3 separate regions of the Homo sapiens genome follow, and all the other regions are linked to region 2. A link is a contact called in ENCODE Hi-C or POLR2A ChIA-PET data. All regions are on one chromosome and are shown on one strand. Each heading gives the region's core, a stretch centred on a gene start or an enhancer-like site at or near the end of the contact. The rest is flanking DNA. Distances are from core to core; before and after follow the strand shown. Region 1 has its middle 17 kb from the start of PSD4. Region 2 overlaps LINC02966 (long intergenic non-protein coding RNA 2966). Region 3 holds the start of PSD4 (pleckstrin and Sec7 domain containing 4).

Evidence for each region. Hi-C counts contacts between places; a loop is a spot of excess contacts on that map. ChIA-PET counts read pairs that join two places held with the same protein, here RNA polymerase II (POLR2A). Pooled maps may share reads with other maps.
Region 1: a loop to region 2 is called in a pooled map, with 1.8 times the contacts of the local background. The contact joins two enhancer-like sites. A Hi-C loop is called at or near these places in 1 of 50 pooled maps. POLR2A ChIA-PET finds 5 or more read pairs at or near these places in 2 of 52 experiments (AG04450 and activated B cell).
Region 3: a loop to region 2 is called in a pooled map, with 3 times the contacts of the local background. The contact joins the promoter of PSD4 here to the enhancer-like site in region 2. A Hi-C loop is called at or near these places in 4 of 50 pooled maps. POLR2A ChIA-PET finds 5 or more read pairs at or near these places in 4 of 52 experiments (AG04450, CD4-positive, alpha-beta T cell, PC-9 and 1 more).

Annotation. Positions count from the first base shown.
Region 1 is chr2:113,154,964-113,159,672 of GRCh38, reverse strand. No RefSeq gene overlaps it. Among named protein-coding and RNA genes, the nearest start is that of PSD4, 17 kb to the left of the region's middle. RefSeq lists a silencer at 2,082-2,611. Within about 2 kb of position 2,657, at least 18 of the 41 ENCODE cell types and tissues checked have a DNase peak (open chromatin) inside an H3K27ac peak, as active enhancers do.
Region 2 is chr2:113,368,846-113,373,202 of GRCh38, reverse strand. All of the region lies in intron 2 of LINC02966 (long intergenic non-protein coding RNA 2966), which reads right to left. LOC107985936 (a long non-coding RNA gene) reads left to right here. Exons shown (of 2, transcript XR_001739651.2): 2 at 2,439-2,811. Among named protein-coding and RNA genes, the nearest start is that of LINC02966, 46 kb to the right of the region's middle. Within about 2 kb of position 2,542, at least 3 of the 41 ENCODE cell types and tissues checked have a DNase peak (open chromatin) inside an H3K27ac peak, as active enhancers do.
Region 3 is chr2:113,171,104-113,175,830 of GRCh38, reverse strand. It overlaps PSD4 (pleckstrin and Sec7 domain containing 4), which reads right to left and starts at 1,860. Exons shown (of 17, transcript NM_012455.3): 1 at 1,777-1,860. LOC124907872 (a long non-coding RNA gene) reads left to right here and starts at 63. Exons shown (of 2, transcript XR_007087197.1): 1 at 63-561; 2 at 3,806-4,483. RefSeq lists enhancers at 1,288-1,377, 1,998-2,167, 2,218-2,287, 2,517-3,017, 3,018-3,518.

The DNA.
Region 1 (4,709 bases), core at 1,408-3,907, 210 kb after region 2:
TCTCTGTTGATCACTTCTTGCCCTACTTGGCATAAACTACCAGGCCTGTCCATAAGTTGGAGATTGTAAATCTTCCTGCCACAGCAGTGAGGGACACCATCTGCTTTCCTGGGTGCCTTTGGTCAAGGCTGAGCCCTACCCCAGCCTCCTTTAAGACAAGTCTCTGAGATGCCTGCTCCCCACCCCAGAGCCACACTGACCTCCTCCCTGTTCGTCCAGCATGCCCAGCATTTTCATGCCTCGCTCTGGCTTCAGGGCCTTTGCACTTGCTGTTCCCTCTGCCTGGAATGTTCTTCCCCCAGGCAGTCACATGGCTATGTCCCACATACATTCACGTCTCTGCTCAAATTTCATCTAAGCACAGCCTGTCCTGACTACTCTGTTGAACACAGCAGCCCCTATCAACTTTAACCCCTTAAGCTGCCTTGCTTTTCTTCAGATCCTTCATCTGACACGACATTAAAATTGCTATGTTGTTTATTGTCTGTTTCTCCCACAAGAAATAAGCTCTGTGAGATGCAGGATTGTCTTGTTCACTGATGTATCCTTAAAACCTGGAATAGTGCCTGGGACATACAGGCCTTCAATAAATATTTGTTGAATAAATATACAAATGAGTGAGTGAGTCAATAGACCATGTTTTCTGGGAATCTTAATCTCTGTCTTAGATTTAAGCTTCCCAATAAGAAACATACTCTTAGAGAGGGGCTACTCACCACTAGTTCATTTCTCACTGATCCTTTATAAGCAGCTTATAACTCCCTGCTGATAGGAACAGAGGGCACCTCATTCTGTGCCCCTAGATTTTGAGGACCTGAACATGAGACCATTTTCCCACCTAATTTAGAAAGTCTGTTTGCTACACTTTCTAGTTAAGGCCCAATTTCTCTTATACGTTTCACTGTCATGCCCCATATCCCTCTTTTTGGGAATTTTTCAGTTTTGTGTTTTCAGCATTTATTGCTCTCTGAAATAATGTCATTCAACAGCTTACTTGCTTATTTTCTCTTTCCAACCCATATGCAAATAAGAGCAGTAGTATTCGCAGTGCCTGCATGCCTGATTCGTAGTTGACACTCAGTAAATATCTGCTAGATGAGTGAATGAATGACTCTTCTTTATATGCTTCACATACAGGAAATATCACGTCTGGAAGAAAAGAATGAATCACTTGGCACTACACACTGTCTAAACCTGACCTTGGTGTGTTCTTTATGTAGAGAGTCTCATGGACATCCAATTAGTTGCTAATTAACATTCAATCAGCTCTGGGCCTCGGGAGGGGCCAAGCCTGAGGTTCAAGGGCAGGTGGGGCTTACTTGCCCAGTCTTCACTTTGATACTGGTCCCCTGACCTAGACATGCGGACCATGGACACAGAGGTCTGGCGAGTGCATTGACCAGAGCAGCAAGTCCATCCTGCAGCGTGGAAAAATCCAGCAAAGAACTCACTCACATTCTTAGCTCCATCATCCTACAGAAAAGATGAGCTAGACAATTCTAGAGCCAAAAAGAAATCCTAGAGGGATATGAGTTTGTCAGCTGTGCAGACACTTTTTACCTTCCCAGAAATCTCTCATACTTTCTTGCTAGACACACCTAGGAGGAGGGCCAGCACCCAAGGGGGTAGAGAAGAGCTGCCTGGTCCTCTAGCCCAGTGCAGTCCCGGGGGGGCAGCTCCCACCAAGCCGGGGCCACAGCCTGGCCTGGTCATGAGCACCAGAAACCACTGAGGCACAGGGCCATGACAGATTAGGAGCAAAGCCCTCAGTGTCGCCTGATTCTGACACCTGGATGGCTTTAAGGGCTCCTCCTGCTCGCCAGCCAGCGGGGCTTGGAGCCAGGATCCAACAGCGCGGCTGGAGTCGCCCGCGGCGAGAGAGCCCAGGCTGACTCCTTCAGTGGAGACAGCGTCCCCTTGCCGTCCCAGTCTCCGCCGCTCGGTTAGGCTGGATCCTCAGGGTCCCCTGCTCGCTCTCAACCCTCTCTCCGGCTCCAGGGACCCTAACCCTCAGCGACAGCCGCTCCGCAGGTGCTCGCCGGCGTGGCGAGAGCGCTGCACGGCACACGGTCACCGTCGAGGGCGGCGACGGCCGGGGGTGCCCCCGCCCGGCCCAGGCCTCCCCGTGGTCCCTTACCCATTTCCCGCCGGGCTCCTGCTCCGGCCTCCCGCGGGCCCGCGCGCCCCACGGCCCCGCGCCCAGGCGCCGGCTGGGGGCGGCGAGAGCTGCGGGGCCTCGGCTGCGCGCGCGGGGGGCTGGGCCAGTCCGGCTCTGCGCGCTCGCAGGAGGGACTCGGTTTCCGGGAGCGCAGGCGGGCGGGCGGCGGCGCAGGGCGGGGAGGGGCGGGCTGAGGCCGGGCCGGGGTTGGGGGTGGCGGGGGCGAAGCTGTGGGACTGGTCTGACCGCTGTGGCGCCGGGCTGGGCCGCCGGGCAGGCCGGGTACCTCCTGCGCGCCCCGCACGGCGCCGTCGTCTGGCCTGTGCGCTACCGGGCCGCAGGCTCTGCAAAGCCCTCCGGTTATTTTTCCAGTACCTGAACCGGAAACTGAGGCCCGCCCCAGATACGCGTGAGCCTTGACAGGGACTGTCTGGAGTCCCTACAAACCCCTTGTTCATTTACCATTCACTGGGCACAAGAAAAAGTTGCATTATTTGATTTCCAAATTTCACCTGTCTGTAACTGTTGGCTTACGGTGAACATTCACTAGTTGGTTTGGGGATTGGTGGCACAGAAGCAAATAGCTGTGATTTTACACTCAATCTATTTTAGCAAACATAAGCTCAGAACAGGTTGTCATTGGCGAGACGCTATTATTTTTCAATATCACCCTTGATGGCACTATCTGGTTTCTATTTCTGTAACTATGTAAGGCACCGTATAATGACATTTTGAGTTAAATGATTCCATATTTCCTGTATATTGTGAATAAAAGTTCTCCAGAAGGAATCTTCCAGTAAGCAGTTTGTAAACTGGAGAGGCACAACCTTTATTGTAAAACAAAGGTGCCCTTCCAAAGAACAAAGGGAAGGCTCGGGTTTCATAGCAAATGGTCCCACACAGGTTTCCTGTGCAAATGAAGGTTTGAAATTTGCTTAGTTCTGATTGCTTTACAAGGCCAACTTCTGATCGATCAATACATCTGAGTCCTGACTGGGTGATACAGCTGAGCCCTGATTGGCCAAGGCAGGTGAGCTCTGATTGGTTGGTTCAGGTGAGCTCTGAAAATCCCAGAAACAAGAAGGTGCTGGTTTCCAGAGAGCTCAGCATATGTGACCTTTAGTCAGCAAGTGACCACTTGGCTCTATTTTGAATTTAGACCAATACAGTCCAGTTATTTGACATGTAAAAACGGAAAAATAAAATAAAATAAAACAGATTTAGGCCGAGTTAGCCACTCAGGATCCATCTTGAAGAATTGGCTCTTGAAAGTTCACATTTATTCACAATATCTAGTGAACATTTTAGCTCCCCTAGGAATTGGCAACCTAGAGAGGTCCATTTCTTGATTTGATGCTGCTAAAATGAAGCTGACCAGGCTCTCTACAAGCAGCAACAACCATGATAACACCTAATATTTATTGAGTGCTAGGCAATAAGCTGTCCTAAAACATTTAATCCTCACGGCAACCCTATGAGTTAGGAAGCTTTACACCTCATGAGGAAACTGAGGCACAGAGAGGCTGAGTAACCTGATCAAGGACGCACGGACAGGCAATCAGGCAAGACCCAAAGACCATGCTCTAAATCAGCAGTCTGCAACCTTTTTGGCACCAGGGAGGGACTGGTTTCTGTGGAAGGCAATTCTTCCACAGATAGGGGAGGTGGGAGTGGATGGTGTTTCAGGATGATTCAAGCACCTTACATTTATTGTGTGCACTTTATTTCTGTTATTATTACATTGTAATATATAATGAAATGATTTTATAACTCACCATAATGTAGAATCAGTGGGAGCACTAAGCTTGTTTTCCTGAAACTAGACAATCCCATCTAGGGGTGATAGGAGACGGCGACACATCATCAAGCACTAGATTCTCATAAGGAATGCACAACATAGATCCTTCGCACACACAGTTCACGATAGTGTTTGCACTCCCATGAGAATCTAATGCCGCAGCTGATCTGACAGGAGGTGGAGCTCAGGTGGTAATACAAGCAATGGGGAGTGCCTGTAAATGCAGATGAAGCTTTGCTCTCAATCCCCCACCCCCAACATGGTCCTAACAGGCCATGAACAGGGGATTGGGGACCCTTGCTCTAAATCAATGTGCAACACTACTGCTTAATCTTTTTAGATGGGGATCTGATGCTAGGTTTAATAATCCTATAACTTATTAGTTCATTTCTTCACTCTACAAATATTCACTTCAGTATTCACCTACTGTATATATGCCAAGCACTGGTTAAAACAATGAACTGAAAACTCCAAGAGCTTGCAGCTAGCAGGGAATATAAGCAGTAGTGTGAGGTACACTTGTAAATTGTAAACTTGGGAGGCTGAGTGGGATGTCTTTGAGGGGGGAAATCCTGAAGGAGGGAGCCACAAAGAACAGAAGCCCAACAACTACATGCAAACTCCTTTAAACTCTTGGCAGATTCCTGAATGAACAATGCAAGGAGGAAGAATCTAGATAACCTGAAGGAGATCAATAGTGAGCAGAGATCTGAGCAGTTAGTTACCGTCTCTGGGAAAGTTCCACCATCTGAG
Region 2 (4,357 bases), core at 1,293-3,792:
GAATTCCCGCGTGTTGTGGAAGGGACCCAGTGGGAGGTAATTGAATCACGGGGCCGGTCTTTTTCATAATATTCTCATGATAGTGAATAAGTATCACGAGATCTGATGGGTTTATCAGGGGTTTCTACTTTTGCTTCTTCCTCATTCTGTCTTGCCCACTGACCTGTAAGAAGTGCCTTTCACCCTTTACCATGATTGTGAGACCTTCCCCGGTCACGTGGAACTGTAAGTCCAATTAAACCTCTTTCTTTTGTAAATTGCCCAGTCTTGGGTATGTCTTTATCAGCAGCAAATGGACTAATACATCATCCCTCAACAAACTTGAGGCCACAGCCTTTGCACCTCAAAATCACCAAGCCCAGCCTCCAGTTACCAAAACTGATTAATCAGACAAGGAAGATCATAAGCTCCACACTCTTCCTCCATGTTATGGGACTACCACAGGAAACATTGCCTGGTTCGGGTCATACAAGCATGCCTTTGCCCCAGTTTTGACGTAAGAGCACCGATGATTTTCTTCTGCTGTCCTGACTCTCAGACCTTTTCTTTGGACGGTGGTGCTGACTCCATTCCCCGCTCCCATTGGCCGAATGTGACTCAGGCTGGACCAATCAGAGCCTTGCATTCCCCTGGCCATAGTGGTTGGTTCCAGATCAAGCCACACCTAAATCCACGCCCTAAACTCTTCTGTCACTTGAGCTTGTACATGTCCTCTTTGCTTAAGCAGTTTTGGGTTGGGTTTGCTGTCGCGTGCAACCGTAACAGCATTGAAGATTTATCCACACAGAGCCTGGTGCCTGTGACAGTGTGCCCGTATAAGGCCAGCTGCCAAGAAGACGCGAGCCTAGCATCCAGCCTTGAGTTTCTATGCAACTGTGTTGACTGGAGACTTCTGAGGAGAGAAGAGGCCTCTAGGAGACAGGCTAGGGTGGGAAGCGTTAAGACAGGGTAGGTGCCATCAGGAGCCTCCAAACCTGCCCCAGAGCCACCAGTCTGCCTCTGCGGGCCTCTCTCTGACGCCCTTCCAATCTGTGCCCTTTCTGCAGCTGTCTTCCCTCCATTGTCATAAATACAATCATGCAGCCAAGTGAGTCCAGACTCAGCCAGCTCTTTCTCATCCATACCCAGGGCTCTGCAATCTGCTTTCTTCTCCTTCTCCCTTTGTAGCCCATAATTGTGATGATCTGCCCCACACACCAAAGTCCACTGTCTCAGAACCTCACCCCAGACCCTCTGGGGGCCCTTGCCTTAACAGTCAGCTTCTCACTGACCACCCTCAGCTGAGGCTGAGGTTCCCTGACACATAGCAGTTCTCTGCTCTGGTGGTGCCCTAGAATCACTTGAAAAGATTGGACAAAACACTGAGGCCCGGCTGGGCGCGGTGGCTCACGCCTGTAATCCCAGCACTTTGGGAGGCCGAGGTGGTTGGATTACGAGGTCAGGAGATCGAGATCATCCTGGCTAACACGGTGAAACCCAGTCTCTACTGAAAATACAAAAAATTAGCCGGCTGTGGTGGCGGGAGCCTGTAGTTCCAGCTACTCGGGAGGCTGAGGCAGGAGAATGGCGTGAACCCGGGAGGTGGAGCTTGCAGTGAACTGAGATCACGCCCCTGCACTCCAGCCTGGGCGACAGAGCGAGACTCCGTCTCAAAAACAAAAACAAAAACAAACAAACAAAAAACACTGAGGCCTGGGCCTCATTTGCAGCTCTTCTGATTTAACTGCTCATGAGTAGGGCCCAGGCAACAGGATTTTGTAAAATTCCCCAGATGATTCTAAGGTGCAGTGATACAGTGTGAGTCTCTGCTCACAATTTCTGGGGAAGCTCCAAGCATGGCCCTTTGCACATGCTTGTTGCGTTTAAGGAAAAGTCCACACACAAATGCAAAGAGCTTCACGAGGCACTTCAAACTAGTGTCCCTTTTCTTCAATCCTCTCAGTGGTTTCCATGGCACCTGGAGTGGCCTAGAAGGCAGTGTCTGTGACTTGGCCCCTGTCTGCCTCTCCTTCCACATCTGGAAGCACTCTCCTATTGCAGACCATGAGGCATCCCCCCGGCCTTCATTCTGCTCCCTTATCCTGGTGACTTCCATCGCAAGCCTGACTTCTGTGCATCAGTCAGCCTGGGCTTAAACATCCCAGGCTACCCCAACTGAAACAGGTCTCCTCCCCAGTCACTCCATTGCATCATTTTGCTTCATTGTCATAGTATTTCGCACTATCTGAAATTACTTTGTTTTTTATCTGTATAAATTTTTTATTGCCCATCTTACATCCCCCTCCCCTCCAACACACACACACATATCCAGTAAAGTAAGCCTCAAGAGGACAATTCTGTCTGTTCTTTCATGTCTGTATCCCAGTACCTACTGCCTGGGAGTACACCTGGAGCTCAGCAAACATTCACTGACTAAATGGTTGCATTTTCCCCAGCAGGATGTACAGACGAAAAAAGACCAGAGGATATCAAATCTCACCACAAGGTGGGAGCATGCGTCCAGTCAATCGAGAGATCCTCTGTGCTGCGCACTGAGAGCACTCGGAGAGAAATCGTCAACGTGAGGCGCCTCTGGCTTTCCATCCTTCCATATCTGTCTAATTAACTCACATGCTAAGAAGACCAGCCATCAAGCCAGACAAGGAAGCTGGGACTTCAAATTTCCCCTACCTAGCCTCAACTATTCTCCCTTTATGATGGGCACATTAATATTCTTCCAAAATATCAGCATCATTTTGCAACTGGCTACAAAATACTTTAAAAGGAAAGATTCCACATGTTCCAGAAATAAAGTGCTTGAAATACTTTTGACGATGAGGATAAAACCCGTGTTTTAAGAGGAAGTTAGCTAAGGCTGGAGAGTTGGAACCCTCTGGCTTACTGATATTTATTGATCAATTACTGTATGCCCAAACATGTTGTGTAATAGTTGATCAGTAACTACTAAGTATAAACAAACTTTGACACTCCTTACCACAAATGGGCTTTAATAATAACAAACTAGTGAAGTTGGTTGGGCACAGTGGTTCACGCCTATAATCCCAGCACTCTGGGAGGCCGAGGAGGGTGGGTCACAAGGTGAGGAGTTCAAGACCAGCCTGGCCAGGTCTTTTGTATTTTTTGTAAAATACAAAAAATTAGCCAGGCATGGTGGTGGGCGCCTGTAATCCCAGCTACTCGGGAGGCTGAGACAGAGAATTGCCTGAACCCAGGAGGCAGAGGTTGCAGTGAGCCGAGATCATGCCACTGCGCTCCAGCCTGGGCAACAGAGCAAGACTCCATCTCAAAATAAAAATAAAAGTAAATTGGTAAAGTCCTTTTTTTATATAGATTTTTCCCATGTGTCTGGGAAGACAAAATGAACATTTGAAACATGAAGCAGTAAAGTGCTCAAATTTGGTAGTTTGAACAATTAAAAGTTAGGGTAACTGTAGTATGCTGTTGAAGTATGCTGAATGAAGTATGCTGTTGAAGTATGCTGAATAAAGAAGAGAGCAAGCAACTTGGAGAAAGAAAATCAGAGTCTTCTGCTTGGGGTCTTAGTCACTTTACCTCTGAGTACCTGATTTGGGGGTGAAGCCCCCAGAACCACATATGCTTCATTTTCATAGTATTTAACACTATCTGCTCCATGCAAGTTCATTGAACAAATGAATCCATTTGTAGAGAGGGAATGATAATAATATTAACCTCTGTGGCTAGGAGGTTTAAATGAAATAATGAAGCCAAACAGGTTTTGTAACTCATAAAATGCTACAATATATTGTATATTATGATTAAATGCTAATCATACAGCCCAACAATAGGAGAGCCTGAGGCAGGCACGGAGGAGTCATTGTCCACCAGAGACCTGTGGGAAGGCTTCTTAGAGACGGGAGAGGGGCAAAGCTCTGGAGCATACCTCTCCACCTTTCTCCATCACGAGCAGCCAATCGGCATTTAGCATACCCCACCAGGCAGCAGGAACCCCCTTGCCAGTCTTCATGGAGAACATGGGTTCTCATCTGGGAACAAGTCCATGCTCCAAAGGCCAGAAATGCTTCCCTCTTGGCCAGATTCTTTCCAAATGGCAGAGAGTGACTTTTCAGCAAATTGGATCTAATAATATTCCTGCCAGGAACCCTCCTACCCCCACCTCACACATTAACATCCTAGGAAGAAAGGCTCTGGAGCCATTCAGAATCTTATTATTGCCACTATAATTATTATAGTTATGACTATGACAATCATTATAAGGAAAATCATCCAAATGTAGTAAGGCAAAAAAAAAAAAAAAAAAAAAAAAGAAGGTGACTTCATGGCTATGAACAGAGTTAAAAGGCCAGCAGATAAAGAGAAATGTCAATCTCTCTTCTGC
Region 3 (4,727 bases), core at 611-3,110, 200 kb after region 2:
TTGTTTTGCTGTCCATTTAGAGAAGCCAAAATTAACAAAAACAAACAAATAGCCCTCCTGGTCAGGCTCAGCTCTCAGCCTCCTCAAGGAGTCAGCCCTGAACCTTCATCCGGAGGGTGCCTGTCTCTGTTTCCCTTTTTGAGCTTCCAGACTCAGCAAGCAAACGCTCCCTCCTTTTACCCTGGAAATGTTTTCCCTCCTATGGAAAAGGTATGAAGGCTTCTGGCCGGTCCAAGGACTTAGGAGGTGACCTGTCCTGTCCCTCTGCAGCCCGAGAAGCTGCCGAATTACAGATGTTGCTGCAGGCAGGAACCATGAGTGGAACTCCCTGGCCTGGAGCTGCAGGACAGAGGCCTCTGTCTGAACCTGGGGTCTGAAGCACCGTGAGAGAAATGACTCGAGAAGGCCCCACATCCTGCCCACACAGAAAGAGCCATCATGCAAATTTGCACGCACACACACACACACAGAGAGAGAGAGAGAGAGAGAAGACAGTGCTACTGAAGGCCTGTGGTGAGGCCAGCAGAGGCTCAGGAAGGGAGCAGAGGATGGCGGTCTGAGGTAGGCAGAGAGTATCCAGGGGAGAGATCACGGGGGTAGGGACAGAATGACAAAGGGGACCCAGTACAGCTGCTGCCTGGGGAGGACAAAGACCCCTAGGGGGCTGGGGCCAGGCTGGGCCTCTCCTCCCTGGGTCCTCTCACCCCACATCCCTCACCCCTTCTGTGGGTCTCTCCCCCTTCCCCAACAAAGAGCTCAGCAGCCTGTGTTCTGATCCCCATGCTAGGCGGTTCCTTGTCTGTAGGAGGAGGGGGCCACGGGATGCTCTAGAGTCCTAGGCAGCTGGGAGACAGGCCTGCTTGGGGACCACTTTTTAAAGCTGGTCCAAGGTCCAATGAACGGAGGAGTATTTATCATCAGCTAATGACAGGCCACCCTTCCCTGCATTCTAGCAGAGGAGTGACTTCAACTGTGGAATTTTAGGCCCTGGAATAAGGGGGGAATGGCAGTGTCAGGGGACTTTCCCTCCATGCAGCTACCTTCACTATAACAATAATGACTACAGTGGGCCTTAGTTTCCTACACAGGCACACTTTGAGAGTTCAGTGGTTCCTGTTGCCCATCAGGACAACAGGCCTAAGCCAGAGCTAAACCAGTAAGGAGGGTCCCCTTACCTCTCCTCGAGCTTCTCCAGGATGGTCCTGGAAGGCAAGATGAAGCTGGGAGCCCCCTGATGGCCAAGTTGACTCTGAGCTCCTGCAGCAACCACACCCAGAGCCACCCCCACCCCAAACCCAGGCCTTCCAGACTCCCTCTCTCCAGAGTCTAGGGTCGAGAATCACTTGGGACCTTTGGCCACAAAAGCCCCCACTGGGTACTCAGCCAGAGCAGTCACTGGGGACGCAGTGACACTCACAAGAGGATTAGCAAGGAGCTTCCTTCACCCTTCACTATTGCAGACCTCCAGAGGCTCTGCGGGGAGCCAGGGAAGGGAAACAACAGAGGTCCGTGGGGCCAGGGCAGGGAATCAGAGAAGGGTCAGATGAGGAGGGGTAGGCTGAGGGAGGAGGGGGACGGGACACAGAGCAGGAAGGGGGAAGGAGGGGCCTAGCCTAGCCCAGGCTCATGGCAGGTGCACACGGCACTGCCAGAGCCCTCGCCTCTCCCCTGCCCACCTGCCCCAGCCCCTGCCACAAGGACCCACATGTGACTCTCCACATTCCCTGCTCCCACAGGTTCCACCAGCCCCAACCTAGGCAGACCCACTTAGCTCACCTCCAAAGGACCCAAGAATGGATGGCTTGGCCTGGGCTCCCCAAGAGCACTTCCTGGCTCACAGTCGGCTTGCCCAGTGAATGTGGCTGTGACGGCTGGAGCTTCCGACTTCCGCTCCTCCTCACCACAACACACACCCCTCCTGCTCCCCGCCGCCTCCCCAGGGTTCCCTAGCTGCTCAACACCTCACACTTCCTGCCCACAAGATAAGAGCCTCTCTTCCTAGGCCCAGCGCCTGCAGCCCCTTTCCCCATGCCCCTGCTCCTTGGAGGCCCCCACCCTGCACACCAGCCTAGAAAGAACCTGCCATGGTGGAACTGGCCTCTCCCTGCCATGCAGGGGCCTGGGATTGAAAGGGGAAGGGGCCGAGGCCTGGTTGGTAAGCAGGCCCCACCTCCTTCCTCCCTGCGCTTCTGCCCCAGGTTCTCAGTCTTGCTCTGGCTCTTGGTCCCCTGCAGGGCACCCAGTGAGAGACAGGAGGGCCCTAAGTTGGGCAATTTCTGGTTTTAAAACAAATGACATTTCAATTTTTGTGTGACTATGTCTCATGTCACTGGTAATAATGCAAATGATACAATTGCCTTTTAGTTACAAAGTTTCTCCCAATAGTACCTCAATCCCTCCTCACACCTACTTTATGAAGCATTAATAACCCCATCATACAGATCCGGATCTGGAGGCAAGCTCAGAGATGCTAAGCCACTGCCCAGGGTTGCACAGCTGGAAAATTACAAAGCTGGGGTTAGAATACAGAGCCTGTGACTATATGAACCAAGGGACCTCCATTCCCCGTGGCTGAATTCCCAACACACGTCCTCAGGACACCGGCCGCAGTGTCCACAAGTGTAAGTGAGGCTGGTGGGGAGCGCAAACACCATGCCATTCTCCTCCCTCCACACAATCTACTTCCTCAACATCAATGACCGTCAACTTCTCTGCTGAGGCTCCACCACTCCCACCCTCCCTGAACTCTCGTCTTCATGATTCCAGCTGACCCAGAGACTCCCTCACTTGCATGTCCACACAGCAGTGGGGACCAGCCACCCTGACCCAGAGTTGAGAGGGTCGGGCTCTAGCTCACCTACAGCCGCACCCCTCCCTGCAGGGTACAGAGTCCACAGGAACATACCAACATGGAGCCCGTGCACCCTGCTTCTCCACCACACTCTGCGTGCCCCAGATCCCGAGACTCTCCACTTCTGGGGCCCAAATGGCCTCCTCCCCATGTGGGCACACAGCACCGCTGCCCTATGCAGCCTGAGACTGGGTGAAGCGCTGGCAAGAGTCCTGATAGCAGAGACGGGAGCAGGTAGAGAGAGCTCAAACCTTTGGGCAGGTCACCCACCCACATGCACGTGTGATACAGAGCAGGGTGGGGAAGAGAAAGGGAGGTGGAGCTGTGGCGTGGGCCAAAGGCTGGGGTGGGCTGTGCTGTGGCAGCAACATTCAGAGGCGGCTAAGAATCCTCCTTCAAACCTGGAGCTCCAGGCCATGATGAAAGTGGGAGGTAGGAGAATTAGGAGAATAGACACTTTTTTTTTTTTTGAGACCAAGTTTCGCTCTTGTTGCCCAGGCTGGAGTACAGTGATGCCATCTAGGCTCACCACAACCTCCACCTCCCAGGTTCAAGTGATTCTCCTGCCTCAGACTCCCAAGTAGCTGGGATTACAGGCATGCGCCACCACGCCCGACTAATTTTGTATTTTTAGTAGAGACGGGGTTTCTCCATGTTGGCGAGGCTGGTCTCGAACTCCCAACCTCAGGTGATCCGCCCGCCTCGGCCTCCCATAGTGCTAGATTACAGGCGTGAGCCACCGCACCCGGCAGGACACATTTTATATGACAGTTTGTGAGCTTTAGTCTTAACTTTCATGTATTTGGACATATCAGATGGGGTCCTCCACTCTCCACTTCCCAGGGCTGGCAAATGTTGGGGACATGCTTATCTCACCAGCACTTCAAACTCAATGTTTATAAGGCAAACCTGGTTCCTTCTCTTCTCCAAGCTCTTCTTCCTCATATATTTCAGGTTTTACAACTCTCTCTCTCCATCAAGCTGGGTAAGTCAGAAACCTGAAGTCACCAAGACCTAAATGCAAACCCTCCACTCTGGGCCCCAGCCGCTAGGGGTGTCTCCGGAACATGGCCAAGGCTCAAAGTCAGCACCTGCTCTGTGCAGGCTCTATGCTACAAGCCGCTGACCTATCAGGAATAAAACACATGACCCCTGTGGAAGCTGAAGCAACTCCATCTTGGAAGCTAACCTGCCACATTGACTTAACTGAGTGACCCCAGTTCCAAGGCAGGGCCTCTACAATTTCCAGTTTATCTATTGTTTCCTGTGTAAGAGCAGATACTTACTGTAAGTCCGTAAGTGCTACTCGTAGGTCAAACAACCTTGATGATATCACACTTCAATTGTCTTATAAATCCCATCTGAACCACTCCTACCCTATGGTATATGAGCCCTGGGTTTGGGTGCTAATGCGGGGATCCACCATCTCATCTCATTGCCGCCTGAGACACCTACATGGCTTCTGTTGGAAAGTCCCCTAGCTTTCTCAGCCTCTTTCTTCAACTTCTCAACTTCCTCAGACTTTGGGGTAGGTTTGCATAGGCCTGTCTACTGCAGAACAACTCCTGTTCTCAGGGAGCTTCCAGTCTACTGACAGAGAAAGAAAATAAACAATCGGACTTATGAATCAAACTTTATCATAAATTGTGAAGAATGCCTGGGAAGAAGCAGAGAGAAATAAGAGAGCAGCAAGGGTGAGCACACTGCCGTGGGAATTCGGGAAGGTCTCTGAAGCTGCACCATGTCCTGGTGAGGAGGGTCCAGTATGGAAGGGCATTTTCGGCTTCTAATTCCTTCCCTGAGGTGGGAAATGTCTCCACATTTCCAGGGAATAGAAAGCAAGCCAGTGTGGTGCAGCGCAGTCCCAGGGTCCCAG